Linked DNA regions of Homo sapiens: all the other regions are linked to region 2. Evidence: chromatin loops called from intact Hi-C (ENCODE). Cell type or tissue: Caco-2. All regions are shown on one strand. Each heading gives the region's core, and the rest is flanking DNA. Links, peaks and the distances in the headings are about the cores only. Region 1 has its middle 250 kb from the start of LINC01911. Region 2 has its middle 340 kb from the start of LINC01911. Region 3 has its middle 440 kb from the start of LINC01911.

Region 1 (7,549 bases), core at 1,931-5,930, 91 kb after region 2:
AATAAATTAGATTGATAGTAGACCCATATGTGTTCTTTCTACTTCAAAACACTTCTTTATGAGGGAGAGAAATATTTAGTTTACAATAACTGATAAAATACTTAAAGTACACATACCTATGAAGAAGGTAACACAAACACAGACGTCTTTAAAGTAAGATTTAATGGCAGTTAAAATTCCTTTCCTTTAAAGAAAGCTTAGTAATGGGTGTGATGATGAAGACCCACAGAAATAAGTACAAAAATATGGAAAAGGGAGTCTTCCAGAAGTTTGAAACAAATTTCAGTTCTGATAGTAAAATTATTTTTTATACTTTATCTTATGACAACAAATTGAACTGTGACTATTTTTTTCCAACGGAAATCATTTGTCAAGGACTCAGAGGATAGTCAAATCCATTTCCCGTATTTTGTGGTGGTTGCTATATGCTCTCCTAAGTATTGCCTAATGCAGGATTAGAACTGATGGAGGGAAAGTAGATTTGTCCTTAGAACCTACTTACAATTTTTAAATTGAAAACTATTCTTTAGATAATTAACTTTTAACATTTTAACCTTGTCAACTTCCTCCTTAATGCCTCAAGCCAGTGTTACTCAGATATCATGTTGGATATTAGTTGGCCAATTCAGTCTGGAGGCATTCCGTTAACCAGGGTTCTTTGCAGTAGCTTTTCTCAGGATCTTTACTATGTGAATGTACATTGTGAATCTCAGAATCTCATAGAGGGATATGGTGTATCCAGAGATTTCTAAACCCATAGATAATCTTTTTATTTCTTCCAGAATACCCAGTTATAACATGTATGACATAAGTGTTTCTCAAAAAATAATTGGAGATATTTTCTTTAATAGCAAAAGGAAAACTGTGCTATTGTCACTACTTTGCTCTTCTCCAAAAAGTTGAGCTTCTGTCTGGCTCTTTTCCACCTTTTCACCACAGTTCACAAATGAGATCAGAGGTGATGGTGCTTCCTAGCAGTCCAAACCTATCTCCAGTACTAAGCAAGACAATTCATAGCAAAACCCAAACCCAAATGGGGTTGGTAACAATACCTTTCTTATCCAAGAGATTTCCTTCCACCAACCAAGAAAAAGATTAGTTTTTCTCCCAAATTTCTCCCTCCACAATTAGTTTTTCAACCCAGAACGAAAAAAGAGCAGAATCTACCAAATAATTTAGAATGAGAGATAAAGAGCAATACCTGGTTTTGTTGATCCAATCAAATCCATTTTTTTTTCAGATTTAAACAGAAAATAATAACAAATTGACTAAATGTGAAAATTAGATTGCTTGGTTCCCATAACAAAGTAATCGTTTATTTTCAAACTTTGCGTTACTTATGTTGATACTCCTGCCTTTTTGCTTCTTGCTCATTTCCTTGGAAATCAGTATTTTTATTTTTTGATATATTGTTTTGTTTTGTTGGATTGGTGTGAGTGCTGTTGTCATATCAAGTTCGCAGCTTTTATTACCTAGAAGTGAACACATGCTATTCAGATAGTATGTGGTCAAAAGTATTCAATCACAATGATCAAGTATTGTTAAAATAAAAAATCAAAAGCTCAAAGAATTTTAGAAAGATGAGCCCGGAATATCCATGCTGTGCAAGAGAAGTGAGTTCTCAGTATAGCGGTGTGTGTGTGTGTGTGTGTGTGTGTGTGTGTGTGTGTGCGCGCGCATGCGCACGTGCACATGTACTCACATGCTATGAATTTGAAGGAAGGATAATGGAAACAAAATTGCTGATAGCTTCCTAAAGGACAGAAAAGCCACCATGCTGTGTACCTGTTCTTCAGCTGTATATTAGACTGTAAACAGAATCAATAAAAGAAGCCTTCAGTGAGACTAATTTTAATGCAATGTAAGTAAGAATAAGAACTGAACCTAGATCTCCTGATGCCCTGTTCAGTGCTCAGGAAGAATGTTAATAGTCTTCTTTCTCCTAGTCTTATTTCTTTAATGTTATATTTTCAGTTCCTTTAAACTGATAGGCTATGTTAATTGTGCTCAGTGAAATCTGCTTTTGTCATTGTCGTAAGAGAGTTCTAATATCCGCAGGCTTACACAAATTAAAGTTATGTTATAACTTTCTCATGGAGTTTGCTCCTTCTGTTTTTACAATTCCAGTGAGCCACCTCTCAGCTAAGTTTGCAGTCCCCTTATTTCTAATTGTTCTGTATCCAAGACATGCTCTGGAACAATGACTCATTGTTCACTGCACTATTTTTTCATGATATTTTACCTTGAGTCCTTAATTCACCTTAGAATAACTTCATTTCTTTTGAAAGGGGACTGCCTAGTGTATAAACAAGAACTTCATATTCTTTATCACTGATAAGCTACCTTAAAAGAAATGGAAATGACTCAGAGTTAAATGTAGCCCCTCTGCCTCCATTTTTTTTCTTATAATTTCCTTTTGTTTCCTGTGCTCAGTTCTCCATGAAGAGATGGTTGAAGCAGTCTAGTTTTTAGCACTGTCACCAGGGCTGTATGTTAAGTTCAAGTTGTGGCTTTCCAAGAAGGGCCTGACTTTGAAGCATTAACATTTAGACTACTGTATAGAAAAGAATAATAGAAATGGCCACTTAGGAAAGCAATTGGGTTAATTACTGACATTAGACAATATGGGCAATTTATAAATATCATGCACTTCTACTATCAGCTCAACAGAATTTAGTTCAAATGTGCTGAGCTCTGTGCTCTGGTAGCAAATTTTCTTCCTGTTTATGTAAAACATTGACTTGCATTTTGGCCAGTGCATGAAGTCTTGTGGGACTCCCAAGTCTTTCAACACATGCAAAGTGAAGAATTAATAATATCCAAGCCAGGTCAACACACGTCTTAATGGTTCTGTCTCAAATTCGTTCTCCACGTATGGACCAAAACCAAATGCAGGGCTCTCTTGATTTTTTTTTTAAGTTCCAATGAAATTAATGTGGGACACTTTCCCCTAGAATCTAAAACAACAACAACAATGCCAAAAGCCCTTCAAACCCTGAAGCCGTGAAAAACACAAATGAGTGTGTGTAATGGTCAGAATGGTTGGCACCTGAATTAAGAGAAGAACATAGATATGACTAGATTTGGATGTATTCAAGATATTGAAAACTGTTTTCCATCTTAAATTATCAAAAGGATAAAGTGTTAGTGGGAGTAAAAAGCCTCAGAAGGCAGTTGGACAAAAATGACTAGTAATGGACTGACAGCAAACTGGTAAGTATAGAAAACTGGAAAGTTTTAAGAAATATTTGGTTCGTATATCCTGAGCGTTAGCTTTGAATCTGGCTCACTGTTGCATAAGTGTCCTCCCCCAATATCTTTTGCAATACTTGGTCTAACTATTTATTTTTCTCAAGTTTGGAAAGGAATAGGGTAATAAACCACAAAACAGTAGAATTCAGTTATGAAAGAAATAGTCTCCTTATTAGTACATTTAGGAAAAATGGTTCATAAGTTATAAAATAACTCCTCCCTGGAAATACTTTAAATTAGATTCCTTCTACAAAGATGTGCATGGTGGAGCTGAAATTGCTGGTGTTTACACCATAGTTGACATGCAGAACTCTCTGAAGGTCTTGTTTGTTTGGTACCTCAAAAATCTTCTGCGCCATCTAATGGAAACAATGCAAACTGCAGCTTGCTTTGGAGGACAAGAGCTTCAAATTCTTCAGCACAGATCAATGCAGAATAGATGAAAGCTATAGAATGCAGTAGATCAGATACCAGCCTCTAAATGTAATGGCTTGGGGGAATTGGCTCTCAGTTGTATAGTGTACACAATTCAAACATGCCTAGGGTATTATGATTTCACCATGCAAATGTATTAAAATACAATGTATCCATTCATAGTGCATTTAGTAACAGACAATGGAGTGAACTCATATGATTTGCCAAACCAAGATCCAGAATACTCCAGGTTTTTTTTTTTAAAGTAAGTATTCATTTCCAAGTTTCTGCTGTATTTCTTTGTCACGTCTATGCTACAGGTACAATGTAATTTAATTTTCAACGTGTTTACCACATTCAAAAACTGTAAATGTCATGAATTTTATGTCAGAATCTACACCTTGAATTGTAGGCTCAAATGCAAACATGGGTACGGAGGTAATTTAAGTTAAAAGGGAAGACAATGTGGTGGAGTAAGTAGGCTGTCTTGGCAAAGTGGAAATCATACTCCCTGGGTTCAATGAGTGATAATCAGCAACAGCTGGTTGTTGTCGAGCAATAATGCCCAACGAAAGTCCAAAATCTGTACTCTTCTGTACATTTCCTTATTTTGTAAGTGTTTGTTCACACCCATAAATACATCCATGGTCCAGATATGACCTAGCTCTAAGAGCCACCATTTGTGATTGTAGGTTTCTCATAATCCAAGGCAACACAATGAGAATACAGCAGTAAATCCCACAGTCACTGGAATCATTTGGAACACAAATCCTTTGAGAAATAAGTGCTCTCATACTTTAATTAATATGCATAGATTGTTTTAGCTGTACATGGCAATGGAGTGTATTAAATCACAGATATTGTCCAATCTTTCTATTATTTCTGGCAAAGTAGTTCTAAGGCTAAAATTCACTGAATCCATAGCCAAATCATTGCCTGTACAGCCCTGAGATAAAGGCAGCTGTCCAATTTTGTCAAACCGCAGTTTCTAATATTCCAAGCCCTCGAGTTGGAGACAAGCTCACACCAGTGACAAGTGGCTTCAGAGGGACAGTGTTTGAAAGGTGTTTTCACGTGATTATCAAGACACGTTTATGTTTCTTGGGCAAATAAAGAAAAGGAACAGCTAGCACTTTGTTAGAATTCAAACCTGAGGAAAACATAAGGAATAATGAAAGACATAAGAGATGTTGGCTATGCATGAACCCAATTAAAATGTGTTTTTTTCCTCCTAAGGACATTTTAGATTTGAAGTTGTTGTTTTCATACTTTTCCTCTACTCGTCAGAGTCTGTTGCTCTCTACCCCGCTATTTTGAATGATTTCTATAGATGTAGTTCATCTAAGTAATATGGGTTTGCCAGTTTGCCCCCCCACTTTTTTTTTTTTTTTTTTGAGTCGGAGTCTCATTCTGTCACCTAGGCTGGAGTGCAGTGGTGCAATCTCGGCTCACTGCAACCTCTGCCTCCCAGGTTCAAGTGATTCTCCTGCCTCAGGCTCCTGAGTAGCTGGGATTACAGGTGTCCGCCACCACACCTGGTTAATTTTGTGTTTTTAGTAGAGACAGGGTTTCATCATGTTGGCCAGGCTGGTCTTGAACTCCTGACCTACCTCAGGTGATCTGCCTGCCTCCGCCTCCCAAAGTGCTCGGATTACAGGCATGAGCCCCTGTGCCTGGTTTGCCCCTTTCATAGGCTCACAGAGCCTGGGAGAACACCATTCCCTAGCCTTGAGGCAGATGAGTGCCTGACCCAGACACTTTCTAACGATGCCTTTCATGACTTATTAGCATCTTGCGGATCAAAATGTCCCATCTTAATAGCCAATGTTGACTTATCCTTTAGTCAATGTTTCTTTCACAGAACTGGATCCTCAGTTCAGGAAACACTTACTTGTCCAAAGCCCAATACATATTGAGAACTTAGTACAGTATTGGGCATGTGGTGTCTTCAGTAAATATAGGTAATTATTATTCTCATTTAAGGACTGCCAAAAGAGCAACTCTTCTGCATTTATAAGAAGCAGTTTGGGACTCTACAGTGCCGCAGGAGCTAGCAAGTTCAGATCTACCTCCTTATACGTGGTGTCCCTGGTGTTTTGTGGGGGTGGACACCCATGCTTCATCAGGCATTGAAGAAGGAGAAAACAATAGTGTTGAGCCATTTTAGCTAAAGGGACTGCTCTAACCATTATTATTATCATTATTAAAATATTTCAGCCAGGCACGGTGGCTCTCACCTGCAATCCCAGCACTTTGAGAGGCTGAGATGGATGGATCACTTGAGCCCAGGAGTTCAAGACCAGCCTGGGCTACATAGCCCTTCCCTACAAAAAATACAAAAATTAGCTAAGCATGGTGGCACATGCCTGTATTCTCAGCTACTTGGGAGGCAGAGGTGAGAGAATCACTTGAGCCCAGGAGGTCAAGGCTGCAGTGAGCCATGATCACACCACTGTGCTCCAGCCTGGGTGACAGAGTGAGACCCTGTCTCAAATATGTACGTAGTTACATCTATATATTTTATATTCATTTCTTGCCCATTAAATGTGATCTTAAAGGCAAGAACTATGTCTTTTTCCTTTACAATGTTCTGCTGTATCCCATGTCAAGTTATATATGTAAAAGGTTTTCAGAAAATGAGTGGCAAATGAATAAATGAATATGATGCCACTTATTTCAGTTTTATTATAAATGTTAGCTTTGGCACCTCAGATGATTAGTACAGGTATTGCACATCATATTCTATTTGTTGTAAATTGATATCCTTCTATATAGAGGTTAGGGTTCACTGATGGCAAAGCATTACAATCTTAGTAAAATATAGAAATCAATGAGCTAATGTTTATCAAATAAATGAATTCTGTGCTTGTGTTGACCATTATATGAGATTTAGTATCGCTTACTTAGTACCATATTGAAATAGTTAGCAAGTAGCCTAGCTAAGGTTAAATTATTAATCTTTTTCTTTAAAACTTAAATGGGACAATTGGGTACTTTTTTTGTTTGGTTTTGCTATGGGGTCTTGCTCTGTCACTCAGGCTGGAGTGCAGTGGCACGATCTTGGCTCACTGCAACCTCCATCTCCTGGGTTCAAGTGATTCTCCTGCCTCAGCCTCCTACGTAGCTGGGATTACAGGTGCCCACCACCATGCCTGACCAATTTTCGTATTTTTGGTAGAGATGGGGTTTCGCCATGCTGGCCAGGCAGGTTTTGAACTCTTGACCTCAAAGAGGTGATCCACCCGCCTCAGACTCCCAAAGTGCTGAGATTACAGGTGTGAGCCACTGCACCTGGCCCAATTGGGTAGATTTTAAAGCATATTCACTTGACCCTTGAAAAACATGGGTTTGAACTGCAGAGGTCCACTTATATGCAGATATTTTTCAGTACAAGTTAGACCAAGTGTGCCTGCCTCTCTTGCTGCCCCTTCCATCTTCTCCACCTCTGTCACCTCTGCCAACTCTGAGACAGCAAGACCAACCCCTCCTCTTCTGCCTCCTCCTCAGCCTTCTCAATGTGACGACAACGAGGATGAAGACCTTTGTGATGATGCATTTTCACTTAGTGAATTATAAATATATTTTCTCTTCTCTATGATTTCCTTAATAATATTTCCTTTTCTCTAGCTTACTTTATTGTGAGAATACAATATATAGTACAGATAACATACAAAACATTGGTTAACCCACAGTATATGTTATTGATGACTTTGGTCAACAGTAAATAGTTAAGTAGTTAAAAGTTGACTACTAATAGTAGTCAAAAGTTACACATGGACTTTTCACCGCACAGGGATTTGGTCCCCCTAACCCGCACATTGCCCAAGTGTCAACTATAATTAGAAATGAGTATCTTCAAGGTCTAAGCTAGTCAGGAATTTTT
Region 2 (7,549 bases), core at 2,314-6,313:
ACAATTTGAATAGATTATTTACATAAGTATTACAATAGTTTCTCTCTTTTGCCCCTAGATGTGTTTCACTCTTATTGACTCTTATTGCTTAAGTGGGTAGATTTACATAAATTACACAATGTAAACCCTTTCAACCACATTTGGAACAAGGCTTGTCAAGGGCAGAAATGAGGGCATAGGCTTATCTTGGTGGATCACAGAAATGAGCTAGCTACACCTCCTGTTTGATAACTATTTCTTACACACCCATTTCTCAATAGGCATTCTCAAAGAGTTGAGAGATATAATTCTATGAGTCAGACCCAATAAGGAGAACCAGGCCAAGTTCATGTTGCCCAGAGGAAGTATCTTAAATTTTCTTTCTTTTTTTCTGGCACCTTCGTTTGATTCCTATCTTGGGAGTATAAAGCTGTGTGTGCCAACTTTTAACAACTTTTATGTTCTTGAGAACTTAAAAAAAGGTCTTGGCAAGAAAATCTGCAAGTATAATGATGGACCCTGAAAGAAGCTAGGGTGGGGTTCAGTGAGGGAAAGGAAAATCAAGAACTAAATGTAAGACTCCTTGCCACAAAACTGTAAGTGGAACACATACTTTTCTAGCTTTTTGCCTTGATGATACTCTACTTCCCAGAAGAGTCAGCATGCACTTCAGCAGCATGAATATACAAGATGGTTTGAAAGCTGGGCACTATTTTGATGTTGTGGTTTTGTTACATATGTATGTCTGTTATTCAAGTTTCTAAATTTTTTCTTAAACATTTCTGAGTCTACTGTTCAGATAAAAAGTTGAATTCATGTTGAAGTTTTGTAGATTTTTGTTATTAATTTGTTTTTAAGACTGCTATTAATATGTCATTTTTAGATAGTTTAATATAGATATATATCAACAATATATGAATATATAAATAATATATAAGATAATACTTAAGTATATTATATGCAATAAATACTACATACATGTATAAATTATGTAAACTATATACATATAAATATATACATTACATATGTAAATTATATATACACACATACATATACACACATTTGTGTGTATATACATTTGTGTGTACATGTACTTATGTGTATGTGTGTATATGTGTGTGTATGTATATACACACATTATTTGTGTGTAGGTATACATGTTACTCAAGAGATGACTATCAATTCAAAAATTATTATTGTGGTCAGTAGGATTAAAAAAGAGTTTGTGTTTTTGATATGGAAATGAGCTAAAGACACAGCAAAAGTATCTTTAAAAATATGAAATTGGCATTCAAGTTCAGAGGGCTGATTAGATTCCCATTACTCTGGAGGTTGAATGTACTGATTCACCACTGTGATCAAATTTCTCCTTTCTCATTGGTTTTCCTGTGAGATTATCAGCAACTTCTAGCGAGCCCACATAAGGAACTAGAACCTAGGGAAATAATTATAGCCAGAGTTGAAAAAACTTAAGCAATAGACTTTCACTTTCAGAGTTACTATTACTGGGGATCCTGAAGGTCTTGAAGACTAACATCAGCAGGCTAACAGGAGCAAGTAAGGAGGCAGTCAGAACACAAGCACAGGTGAATGGATGTTGGTAAGGAAGGTGTCAGAGGCGGAAGGACTGAAATGGAATCAGAGATGATTTAGGTTAAGGTCAGGGATCCAGGAAAAGAAAGGGCTTGGGATAGAACTCTGAATCAACTAATAGAAATCCAGAATGAACCCTATGCAGTGCTGGTGGGGAATAGGATTAAGGCTGAGAAATTGAGGTGATGAAGCAAAGTATAATCAGGATTTAGCTTTTGTTCAAGGCTAGATTAGAATCTAGGAGTGGATGTTATGGGTTAGCAAAATCTGGAATTAGACCCTGAGAAGGTGGATAGAATTCATAAAATGGAAGGGGAATAGCTACTGATATTTATCTCTGCTTTTCTGGGGATCTTGGAGAACTATGAGATTGTGTGTGAAAAGGTTATCATCACCATCATCATCATCATCATCATAACCTCAACCATTTAATTAATATCTTATTCATGTTCCAGAAGCCAAAAACTTACAAAAAATGTTTAATTTAATCCTGTATTTTAAATTTTATCTCAATTTTATATTTAAAAAACCCAGATATCACTGATGGTTTGAGGAGTTAGAGAATTTGTTCACAGGCATGTAGGCAGTAAATAATAAAGCCAAAACTCAAACCTAACTATATTATCTGTGTTCTTAATAATGAGACACTCTGATTCAATAGCATCTCTCCTCCATTAGTATGCAAGAGGATAAAATGCAGTGGAAGCTGCATGAAACTTAAGATAAGCTTAGCTTACCACTTGTCTCAGGTAGTCACTGTAGTTTAAAGATGAGAGGGTAGGAAGATGTGAGAAAGGGATTGATGCGCTATAGAGAAAACACAAGCAGAGCTTGTCCTGCTCATTAGATATTATACCCATTTTAAAATGCTACCTATATACCTGTATCCTGATTTTGTGTATGTGGGGATAAGAAAGCATAACGTATGTCACATGTCTTTGTCTCATAAGCTCAAAGGCAGAGCTGGAAGGGTTCTCTCAGATTCTGCAATCCAACTGTCTTACTCTATTAGATGACTTCCAAACTCAAGCTGAACAGAAACCTCCTCTATTAAACCCTTCCCAACTCCAAGGCCCCAGAGCAGAAGTAGTTTTCTCTTCCTTTGGGGCTCCACATTTTTGCCTTTGGCTGTGAGAGTACTGGCTGTGAGAGTATTTTGTTACGCTTTGTTGTTCACATTGCTGCCCCATTGTTATTGAGATTGCAAACTATTTAAAGGCAGAAATTCTGTCCTAATCTTTTTCCTCACAGTACCTATTACCTAACACAGAGGGACATGTAGTTATCAAAATGTACTGAACTGAATTTTATGACCAATCTAAGTGCCAAGATGTTAAGCAATTTGCTCAAGTCACATGTAGATATATAGCCAATACCAGGAAAGATTTCTCCTACTGGTAGTTTATGTCGGGTGTGTATTTGTCTCTGTCTCTTTGTATCAAGTATGTGAGGGTGGGGAGGGGCTGCAAGTGTTACTTTCTAGTCATATTCCTTTGAGCATAGCGCTATCACTCCCAGGTTATTGCTCAGTACTATTTTTTTTTAAATTTATTATTATTATTTTTTGCTGTGTTGGCATCTATAGGACAAGGATAGAGTTTTTAAAATTTACTTAGCATAGTACCAAGGACAAGGCTACTTTATTGCCTCTTGTCTTTGATAAAAAGTTGGGAACCCTAATTTAGGAAGGGCTAAATTTATTTCTGTGCAATCTCATGGGGAACTAGTGACAATTTGGAATTAGAATCTAGTTTTTTTTGAGCCCTCACAGCATCAAACCATTCCTGAATAGCCTCAGAAAGCACTCTGAACAAATACATTACAACTATAAATGCTTAGAAAAAAAGTGTCCACAAACAAACCAAAAAAGACCTTATATGTTTGTATATAACTGTGTATGCATATGTTTTTATGAGTTTGGAGAAAGGTGCAGAGGTCACTCTATATTGGCTTTTTTGAGGGAAAGTGGTGGTAATCAGAGGAAATTTCATTTGGAGGTTATTGACTTTTAAAATTCATATTTGTGTGGTTTCACAGAAAAATTAATACATTTTTGCCTTAAATTCTGACTGACTGAATTTGACATCTAGACATGTTCTTTTCATTTAGGCCTACCTAGTAAGCTCCTTCATTATAAGGAGCAGAGACAACTCAGGCTAGCACAAGTAAAGGATACTTGCTGAGACTAATGATGAGGGAGCCACATGACTTCATTAGGACCCAGAGGTAGGACCAGCGGGACAACCTGGCTTCACAGAAACTGAAACCTGGGGGTGAGTCTCTGGGTTCAAGAACAATTTCAGGATTTCAGAAAAACCATGCAGGACTCATTCTTGCTCTTGGTATTAATAGCTATACTCTCTTGCGGTGGTTTCCATTCCTGCCCCACTACCAAGTAACAAATTATTCTCAGTTTCTCAGTTAAATTTCCTAACAGGGACAGAGTATTGGCTTAGCTTATATAATATCTTGAGGGGGAGGGTTGTCATACCTTCTAAAATATTATTTTCTTTTCTAACCTAAGTATGGGCTACAAAGTTGTCTTTCTGTCAAGTGCACCCCTTGGTACAACCTGTTGTCTGGGAAGTGGACTCATGTGTTGTAAATCTCATGGGTGTCAGAAGAGAGAGGAAGGCTGAGTAGCTCTTGCATTTGGCAAACCCACCCAGTGTTTATATTTCTTGTGTGCTTTAGCCCCTAGAGAAGGGAATAATCTATACATGTGTCTCACTTGTTATTTCTGGGTCCACAGTTATTTGTTGGCTGTAGTTTTCTTTGCTTAACTCTCATTGCATTCTGGTGAGGTTGCCTCTATATAAGTTTGCTACCATCACTAGACTGCAAGCTCTCTAAGAAACAGGAATGTGATTGCTTAATGTGGTACCCCAGGCATGTAGTATTGGGCCCAGCTCATGGAGATCTTCAGCAAATATTTGTTGAATGAGTGGATGGCCTGTGGGACAACTGTGATAATTCCTATTTGTTGAAACACAATGTTGTTCAATTTCCAAGAGCCTGAGTTCCTTCTTCTGTTAACCTGTAACTGATATTTGTCCTTCATTAATGATTCTTCAAAGCAATGTCGGGTCTGTCAGGTCTTCAGGGTATTGACAGGATTATGAGTATCTTGGAAAATGGTTATGGAAAGATGGCAGTGGCCAGCAAGGCAGGGCTGGGCAGGCCTGCATGAGGTGGGAGGCTGAGTAACTTGTTGGGATTGGTTGTGTAACGTGAAAGGCAATCCACCCATTTGGAAATGTAATGCGAAAAGGAGGCTATGAAGATAATATCTCTTTCTATCTCTGATTTAGAAAGCTCAGAAACAGCTGTCAAACTCTGCTTGGGACACATTCACATCCTGCCCGTGATATGAATCTTAAGGGGGTGATAGCCACACAATCACGGCATTATCCCAAGCTGCACAATAAGCTTGTCATAGCCTTGGGCTCTCACACATGTTCTGACGGCTACATGGAGACACCAGAACAGTCTGAGAGGCCATTTTCTCTCTACAGAGTTTTCAGGACATTTCTCAATGCCACCTATCAAAGCTTAGTTTCTTCCCACGGTACCTTGCCTGGGAAAATGTTATTCGGGGTGCACTTGGGTGGCAGTCATGACGTCAGTATAAAGTCACAGACTGCCTAAAGGTCAAAGACTTCCCTTTGCCCCAAGCTGTAGTTATGCTAGACCAGTCAATCTGCCTGTTCTCTAGCCTCTTAGAAAACATGTCAATGGCATGAAAGAACACAGAGCCTACATCTGTTTTAGCCAGGGTCGCATAAAGGCAGCTCACAGTAGCTTAAGTCAATGACATTTCAGGAAGCATTTTTAATTCTGCAAATCCTTCTCAGGGTCTGCCTACCCTACATGGCATATATTACAGATGGGAGAGTAAAGGGAATGGAATGGAGATTAAAAGAATTGATTATTTTTAAAGATTGTACACAGCTACTGCCAAGTGGTCGTGAAAGGAGACAATGATATGGATATTGTAAAAGAGAAATTCTTGACCTCCTTTGCCTCAGCATTGTAGACAAATAAGGCAAAAGAATTGTACATAATTATCAATGGTTATTTATTTCTCAATAGCTTTGTGGTTAAGAGCATAAGCTTCACTGTCATAAAAACTGGGTTTGGATCCAAACTTCAACACTTACTAACTGTGGAGTCTTGGCTGAGTAAGTCCCTTAAGAGCCTGAATTTCCTCACATGTAATAGGGATAATCAAATCTCCCTTGCATGTTTCTCGTAGGATTAAATACATTGAAGTAAAGCACCGAGGACAGTAGATAGTATGGTGATTGCTCAGTAAGTAGAAGTTTGTGATATAATTTCACTTGAGGAGTACTGTCTTATCTCGGGCTTGCCTGCCTTTTTTCTTACCATTACCCAGGTTTCTATAGTGCTTTTGATTGATAGGAACTTTCGGAGAAACACTGAGCCAGGGCTTGGTCCCCAGTGAATATTAGACACCACCATTGGCAAACGATCTAGGGAAAGAGCAAAGCCTTATTGATGCATTGCTTTTGAATCCCATAATGGCTGATGCCAGTGCCTCCTTGTAAAATGTGGATTTACCCACTCTCTTTACCTCAATTTGGTTTGAAAGATTTAACAGATATACCCACAGATGTCTGTCACACTTGGACCTACATGTTACCGTATGCCCTGTGTACCACAATAAAGAATTTTCTTGCCATTTGAATTTGTCATAAGTTGCTTTAAGTGTTTATTGATACTGATATCATTACTTTACTCATCAGCTTTGTGAAGTTCTGGCTACTGATTTTTAGTGTCCCAACTATGAAATGTAATTATTCAGTTTTGAGCATCAATTCTAGCCATTTCAAACCCTCAGTTAATTAATTGGCTCTCAATCCATAAATTTCTTGACATATAAGACCAAATACTTTAGTTGTCAAATGATGTATTTTACTAACTACCTTATTTTTATGAGGCTATGTATGGCACAGTATAGTAGTTAAGAGCACAGATGCTAAGGTGGATCTTTCGGGTTCTAATTCTAGAAACATCACTCTTTACTATATATGTAAATGTATATATTTACATATATATACCTAAGAAATGTACTTAACCCCTCTGGACCTCAATTTCCTCATCTCCATAGAGTGCTCATTTATATGGATTAAATACTCATTTAATATAAATATAAATATTTAATATAAATATATTTAATTTAATATAAATATACATACTCATTTATATGGATTAAATGAGTTCATATATGTAAAGCACCAAAACATAGTAAGTGCTAAGGAAGTGTTAGTTATTATTATTATTGTTATGCATATAAAACAGGCTGGCCACTCCTCTTCTGGGTAAGAGCACTAATCAAATTGTAATCACTGTCTTGGTAGTATTTAGTTCTAGAACCCCAAAGGGAACTGTCTGATGAATGCCCCTGGTGACAAGTAGGACTAGGGTTTAGACTGGTATCTGCAGAGCTGAGGTTGGGAAAGAAACTTCTTATACCCAGAGCTGTAGGTTTGCTGGATACAAGACAATGTGACATGCAGAAAGTCATTGGGGTATTCGAGAAGAGGAATCACACAAGTCACAAAAACAAATTTGGGGCATAATATATAAAACTGGTGTAGAGAAGGGGATGAGGGTGAAGAAAGAGTCATGGACATTGCAAGAGAGGGTCACGGGCTGACTGCAGGAGCTAGTCTCAGGATAATTCTTACTGTTGCATGGGTGGGTTGACTACATTCAAAAGAGAAAGAGCAGCCGTGATTATCCAACAGTTATTTTCCCTATTAGGTTAGGTTTGACATTTTCCTTAATTCCCTTAATTCATGGAAATCCATGGCGTGTTGTAATGTATTCTTGAGATGAAAAAAAAGTTTCTCTTGGCAATTCCTGTGGTCCAGTAAATCAGGTTCTAAGCTGCTTACGGTGCCCCACAGGAGACCAGGGTTTCTTCAGTAACTTAGTGGTTGTGAATATAGAG
Region 3 (7,549 bases), core at 1,206-5,205, 100 kb before region 2:
CTCCTGCTCTGCCATGTTAAGATGTGCTTACTTTCCCTTTGACTTCTGCCATTATTGTAAATTTCTTGAGGTCTCCCAGCCATGCTTCATGTGCACCCTGTGGAACTATCAGCCAATTAAACCTTTTTTCTTCATAAATTATCCGTTCTCAGGTAATTCTTCACAGCAGTGTGAGAACAGACTAACACAGTTAATTGCTTCTTTCTCCCTTTCTTTACTACCTCCCCAACTACCTTCTGTGGAAAAAAAGAACTGATAATGGCTTATAATTTAGGTTTCAGGTAGTAACATGGTCATGATAAGTAGCTCATGGGACTTTGTTGGGGAGACCAACTTCTTGTCTGAATAAAGAATCAAAGTGGATGTAGGAGTGAACTAATTGCCTTTCCTGGGAATCTTTTCATTGCTTCTCCAGATGAACTCTCCTCACTTCTCCTTTCACCTCTGTACCTAAGAAGACTGGCCAGAAAGAATTATGTCATCTTTCTTCTCTTCTAGTTTCTCATTCTGTTCATACAACGGGGAGCACTAGCATGAGTTCTAAAGAAAAGTAAAGTTGGGAGACTTATTTTCATGGTTCCGCATGGGTTTTCTGGGTAGTAGCTACTACCTAAGCCATAAGCATACTTTCATAAGCTACTTCCATAAGCCTGTCAGATGGCCACCCCACACCACTCTCTTGCCCCCGCAGGCCTGATGGGTAATGACACCCACTGCCCCTAGCTCGGGAATACTGCATGCTCCTTTATGTTTTCTTATACCTTTCCTACTCCAGGTGTAACTAACTCCTTTATTAAACTCTCCTTAAATCACCCATTTCAAGAGTGGCATCTGCGTACTGCCAGGACCCTTTCTAATTCTGGGGTGAGGTTTGATCCCCGCTAAAATGACCAAGATTTGAATTCTACTGTCTCCTTTTGTGGCTGTAGAATAATTAAATTTTACTTTCAAGTTATTCCAGATAACATTTAGTCATGTAGAATATATTGTTTCAAATATTCTACCATTTTGGCATGAATAGGAGTTCTATGGAGCTAGTTTTCAGTTGATTAAAACAAGTGACAATCTCTAACACAAATAGTACATACATTTGTGTTACATACAGCATATGCTGTATGTGATACATACAGCATGTGCTATCACCATCCAGTGTGCATTGAGTGACTTTACGTGCTCACTAACCAGTGGTTTCTAGCTTTATGTCAACATAGTCCATTTTCAGATTTCAATTGTAAGGGGAGAGAATATGTTTTCTATGTATTTTCTTATTGGATCATATTTTCTTTCTTTCATGTTCTTAATTCCAAAATTTTAATTTGGTTGGACATTAAGTTGTAATAATGTGTATATTTGTGTGACTTGCTGCAAAACTATACTGAGTTTCCTGACAGGATAGAAACCACATCTATTTTGCTTATTCTTAAATATCCACATAGAAGACACAATAAATCTTTGTTTGGCAAATCAATCAAACCCATTTTTGCATAGAAAAAAAGATACAGAGGCTCTAATTTGGTTTATATTACTGAGAGAGTCTGTATCAATGATTTGGTTGTTTTTCAGACAACCTATGTTATTTTCACCACAAAACCAACATTTTCAGTAATATTATATATGCTTTTCTCTTGGTGTCACAATTGAAATTATACAAATTTATTTTTTAATTGGGAGTAAAATGGCTCCTAAAACAGTCATTTGCATGGACCTGCTTGAAAGTAAATGAACAATGAATAAAACAGCATATGAAAATGAATAAACAGATATTGGCCCTAAGATGAAAACACATAAGAGAGACAAGTTGCAGCAGTATTGTGGCCTGGGAAGTGTGGGGGAATGAAGGCATCAAATTCATCAGTCACAATCTTTTAAGGTAAAGCATACAGAGGATGTTTCATTCATTTCACTTATCTACTCACTTTTATTTGTTGCTATCATTAATAAATATTGTATATGAGGTCCTATGTGCCAGACATTTTTTAGGTACTGGGGATATATCAGATAGTGGAACAGGACACGGCCCTCCTTTCTTTTAGTGTCCAGTCAGAAGATATTCTTTAGACTTAAAACAGTACTTCCTGTGCTACCCTTGTTTTGTCTGAACTTCAGATTGATTGATAATGGCTTCTGCTAAGACTTATAGAAGCAGGGCCTAGCAATTCTTTTGTTGGCATGAGAGAAAAAAGGAAAATAGGAGTTTGTGGGGAGGAGCTGGATCCTAAAGAGCAATTCTATACAACTGATTGAAAAGCATTGGTGAACTAAGGAAAAAAAACTGAGCCCCTGAGCCAGCTGAGATGCTCTTGGCTTCCTGATGGGCAGGGTGTCATTATTTCTTGGTAAATGAAAGCAATGAGATTCTTTTGGTTAGATTGATACAGAATTTTTGAAGAGGAATTATAGTAATTACCCTTTATCTGTGGGGTATACATCTCAATACCCCCAGTGGGTGTCTGAAACTGCAGATAGCACTGAACCAAATATATGCTATGTATTTTTCTCTTTGATAACTGAGATGGCTGTTAAGAGTCTAACAGGCAATTCAAGAGGCAGAGCCTAATCTCCCTCTCCATGAGTGTGAATGGATTTAAGGCCCCACATCTAATAAGTTAAATAAAGTAGAAGTGATAGTATACAACTTCTGACTAGGGCACAAAAAGCACTGGGACTTTCTTATTACTTTTTTCTTTTTCTTGGATCTTCTGCTCTGAGGGAAGCTGGTTGCCATGTGGTGAGGACATTTTTGCAGGCTTATGAATGGTTCATGGAGGGAGTTGCCAAGGCCTGTTGTCAACCTGCAATAAACTAAGGCTCCACTCAATAGTTATGCCATTGAGGCTTCTTGAAAATGAAGCCGTTAGCCCAGGCAAGTCCTCAGATGACTGCACCCCCAACTGCCATCTTGACTACCACCTCAGGAGAGCCCCTGACAGCTAAGATGCTCTTAGCATGATGATAGTATAAATCATCATGTAGTCATTCCCTGGATTTCAATGATCATCTCTCCCCAGGTCACTTTCATGTACCTTTTTCTCCAATCACCTGACTGCTTACTGAAATGATTCAGTCTTACCAAGTGGCCAGAGAATCCTGAGTGTCTAGTTGGTACCTTAAATTCAACAAATACTAAATTAGTATAATATTTTCTTCTCAAACTAAGTATGTTATTCACCAGTTACTCAGGTTAAAGCCTTGGTATTATCTGTGAATCGACTTTCCTCCTAGGTACATTGACTGATGGAATTCATTTCTGTAAGATGGAGTCCCCTACTACAACTCAGCCTCTCATTATTTTTACCTAGAGAGTTGGATTAAATGATTTCCCTACCTTCAGCCACTCCTTATGTTAACCCAATTTAACACAAGTGTCAGACCAATCTATTTTATTTTAAAGCACTTCAGTTTATTTTAAAGCACAGCTTAACCTTGGTGACTCCTTATTACCTGTGGAATAGTTTACATTCCTTAGCATGGTATTCAAGACCAACTTATCCCTCTAAATTCCTAAACTTCTGCAAGCAGAACTAACTGCTTTCAAAAGTACATATTGTAGTATTCTTATCTGCATGTCTTATGTTCCATTTCCCTGGAATGCCCCATTTCCCAATTTCAAAGTGTTGTAGTTTTTTATCTATTGTTTGCCCTTTACAATTGCTACCTCTTTGAAGACATCTCCTTTGATATACCATTTTAAAACTAATCCCTCTGCCTCCCATAATACCTTTTATTTCCCTTCTGTTATCTTAGATAAATGTGTTTATTATATCATCTGGTAGATTATAAGTAGTTTAGTTAAATATTTAAATTACATTTTGTTATTACAATATATTTTTAGAAATCATCTCGATACGGTGTTTTCAGTTTTATTTTGATATATAGGATTTGGGAGTCTGATCCTACCTCTACCACTGTTTTGCTTTGCATTATTTATCTTCAGTTTCCTCATCTGTAGAAAGGAGGTAGCAATAGTGCACATTCCATAGTTTTGTTTTCGTGAGATTCAGATGAGACTCTGATCAAACTCTTAGAGAGTGCCTCATCTACCAAAAGCTCAACAAATGTTGGCTATTATTATACAATGACTGACATAAAGGGAGATTAATAATTAAATATTTTGTACCCCAAACACATTTATGTCCTAGTCTACAGCCTTAATTACCTGGGATTCCTAAATAATCCTAATGAGGTAGTTGTTGCCTATGAGCAACTACCTCATCAGGATTATAATCCAAGAAAGGCCAAGCAAACACAAATATGACTCCTCCTTGTACACAAAGTGTTTCCTCTCCTCCATGCCTTTCTGTGAATTACCTCACAGGATTCATTCACTTCCCAAAGATAACTCAGATATGATCCTGTCCTTTGAAGGTTTATAATCTAGTTGGAAGAGATAGTTCTATATACACCTAACTGTCATACAAAGTAGACTGTAATTTCAAAGAGAAATGGCCTTAAAGGATGAGGATGATTTCAGTGAAGTAGAAGACATTGGAGAGGGTCATCTGTAATAAAAACTCTTAAGAACACAGCAAAGGCAGAGTGGTGGAAAAGTATACCCTGTCTTTGGAGATTATTGTTTGAATATTTTATTCCTCTTTACTTACCTCTCAGATAAACTTAAAACTTCTAAGGTGGAGAAAATGAAGGAGTAAGCTATCCAGGAAGAAAACCACTCAAAGGAACTCTATATATAGTCAGAGTTCCACTTCTGTAATAGAAGAACCCAGTGAGGCAGCATCCTCCAATCATGTTCTCTAAATTCTGCTGTATGAAGTAGTTATGATGATGGCAAACTTGGATAGTACAAATAGAGAAAGGGCAATACTATGTGTTTATTATCAATAACATATGTTACTTACCATTCATGAAAAGAAAATGAGTCAATCACAGCAAGTATCAATATCTTCTCCAATAATTGGAAAAATGCATTATAAACAACCAATAATAAAGTTTCAGGTAAGGTTTAGGTATCTTTCTTTCAAATATATGTATTGCAAGTCCGTGCATTTACTGTAACCAATTGTGGATGTAATAAAATGATCATGACATTAATTTGTAAGCTATGTTCCCTTTCCTCTTAGAGTGCTTATAATATTTCATTCTCCTTCATTGACCCAATTTCTTAGAGAGAAGGGTCTAAAGAGGCCTTTTTTATAAAGCTTATAGAGAAAGTGGGCACTTTTCTTTTTAAAAATCATATTAAAAATAGGACAAAGTACTTTGCCAGCATGGGATATTAACATAAAACACGTGGAAAGTGCTGCTGTCACAAAATAGCTTAGACTTTTTTCCATGAATCCAATTTGTCATGGTGTTCTGAATTTTAGCATAACTTTTTCAGTAAAAATGACTCTTCACTCATCTATGTGAACAAATGGGACTTTAAGCATAGCATCACAAGAGGATTTCCTATGCTATGTTAAGACCCCAATATAGGGACATTCCATTGTGAATATAAATAACTCCAGTCCCTCTAAACATGCCTCTCCATATGCTTTTGCTTAACAATGCAGCAGATGCCATGGATGGAAACCACCTCTTTAGCTATAGGCAGGCCAGCAAGCTTCTGTCACTGTGTTCTCACTGGTAGGTCATTGGATGTGAATGCCAGTGGGGCAAGTCTCTTGGCAGTCAAACTTGCAGGTGGCTTGCAGGCTTGGGGATATTTTAGGGCTGCTCTACCTTGAAAGCCTGACAGGTTTGTTTTTTTGTCCTGTGAGGCCATGTCAATTTCTTTTCCAGGTCTGATGCTTCAGAGAAACCTCTTGAAACTGAAAAGGAAGAAAGACCTAGATGAGGACATAAATACAACTTTGGCATTAATTTTTTCCACTATATTTCATAAACTGAGCATTGAGAATCTCTGAATTTTCTATGAATGTTCCCCAATTAACCCCACTCATCATATGTTCCTAGAGGCTATAGAAATTGTTTCCTAGATGTTGAAAATTTATTATAAAAATTCTTAAGAGGCTGAGAGATTTCTGGATTTAAACAACCCCTAAAATTTAAACTCTTTTGGGAAAAACCCCTGATGCCAGGAGCTAACTCTTAATGAGGTATTAGTGATGTTTGTTTACCATAACCTAGGCTATGAAGAGAGAGGATGCTGCCTTCTTCCTCAGCCTGTCTCTTTTACTTAAGGCTCTTAATGTAGACATCTATTTCTGTTGATCCTTTTTGATGATTGCTTCCTGCTTCTTAACATGCTGCCAAATCTTCTCTCCCTACACTCTAATAAAGACTTAAGAGCATGGATTTTAATATGCTTGTTTACTTGTTTTACTAAAAATAGAATTCCTGGTATTCAAAATCCTATTGTTTTACTTATGTAACTGTGTCTTCTATTATCTTTTGTTTATTAGTTCTTGGGATTAGTTTAGATTATATGTATACCTCTTTAAAAATTAAACAGAAATTGTGCAGAAATTAAAACTAAAATTAACCACCTTAAACTTCTGGTTTTAAAATGGCAGCATAGAAGCAAGCTGGCTTTACTTCTGCTCCCCACACAAAACCAAAAGCAAGTATACAGTGCCAAGATTTCATTGATAACAATGCAGAGCTCAAATGTGGCCTCAGGGATAGAACCTGGGGCCACAGAGAAGTGAAAAAGTTCAGAGTAGACAGTAGAAGAATTGGACTTCACATCTTCAATATCCCCCTGATATGGTTTGGCTGTGTCCCCACCCAAATCTCATCTTGAATTGTAACTCCCACAATTGCCACATATCATGGGAGGAACCTGGTTGGAGGTGATTGAATTATGGGGGTGGGTCTTTCCTGTGCTGTTCTCATCATACTGAATGAATGTTATGAGATCTGATGGTTGTAAAAACCAACTTTTTAAAACACAAACTTCCTCTTTGCCTGCTGCCATCCATGTAAGACATGACTTGCTCCTCCTTGCCTTTGCCTTTCACCTTTTTCCATGTTTGTGAGGCCTCCCCAGCCACATGGAACTGTAAGTCCAATAAACTTCTTTCTTTTGTAAATTTCCCAGTCTTGGGTATGTCTTTGTCAGCAGCATGAAGACGGACTAGTACAGTAAATTGGTACAAGGAGTGGGGTGTTGCTGAAAAGATACTCGAAAATGTGGAAGCCACTTTGGAACTGGGTAACAGGCAGAGTTAGAACAGTTTGGAGGGCCCAGAAAAAGACAGGAAAATGTGGAAAAGTTTGGAACTATCTAGAGACTTGAATGTCTTTGACAAAAATGCTGATAGTGATATGAACAACAAGCTCCAGGCTGAGGTGGTCTCAGATGGAAATAAGGAACTTGTTGGGAACTGGAGCAAAGGTGACTCTTGTTATGTTTTAGCAAAAGATTGGTGGCATTTTGGCTCAGTTCTAGAGATTTGGGGAACTTTGAACTTGAGAGAGATGATTTAGGGTATCTGGTGGAAAAAATTTCTAAGCAGCAAAGCATTCAGTAGAAGACATTCAGTTTTATAAGGGAAGCAGAGCAAAAAAAAATTGGAAAATTTGCAGCCTGACAATGTGATAGAAAAGAAAATCCTATTTTTCTGAGGAGAAATTCAAGCCAGTTGTA

What was found. Peaks named below come from ENCODE experiments on the same cell type or tissue, not always from the same donor. Only the 100,000 strongest peaks of a DNase experiment are listed, where the experiment ranks them.
Region 1: a loop joins it to region 2, with 3 times the contacts of the local background. A loop is called at or near these places in 4 of 110 quality-filtered maps.
Region 3: a loop joins it to region 2, with 9 times the contacts of the local background. A loop is called at or near these places in 2 of 110 quality-filtered maps.

What each region holds. Positions count from the first base shown.
Region 1 is chr2:147,079,125-147,086,673 of GRCh38, reverse strand. No RefSeq gene overlaps it. Among named protein-coding and RNA genes, the nearest start is that of LINC01911, 250 kb to the right of the region's middle. In Caco-2, for the core only: a CTCF peak has its summit at 3,612 (motif pointing left); a DNase peak (open chromatin) is centred at 3,593.
Region 2 is chr2:147,170,334-147,177,882 of GRCh38, reverse strand. No RefSeq gene overlaps it. Among named protein-coding and RNA genes, the nearest start is that of LINC01911, 340 kb to the right of the region's middle. In Caco-2, for the core only: no CTCF peak of the experiment used is centred there; a DNase peak (open chromatin) is centred at 4,492.
Region 3 is chr2:147,269,279-147,276,827 of GRCh38, reverse strand. No RefSeq gene overlaps it. Among named protein-coding and RNA genes, the nearest start is that of LINC01911, 440 kb to the right of the region's middle. In Caco-2, for the core only: no CTCF peak of the experiment used is centred there; no DNase peak of the experiment used is centred there.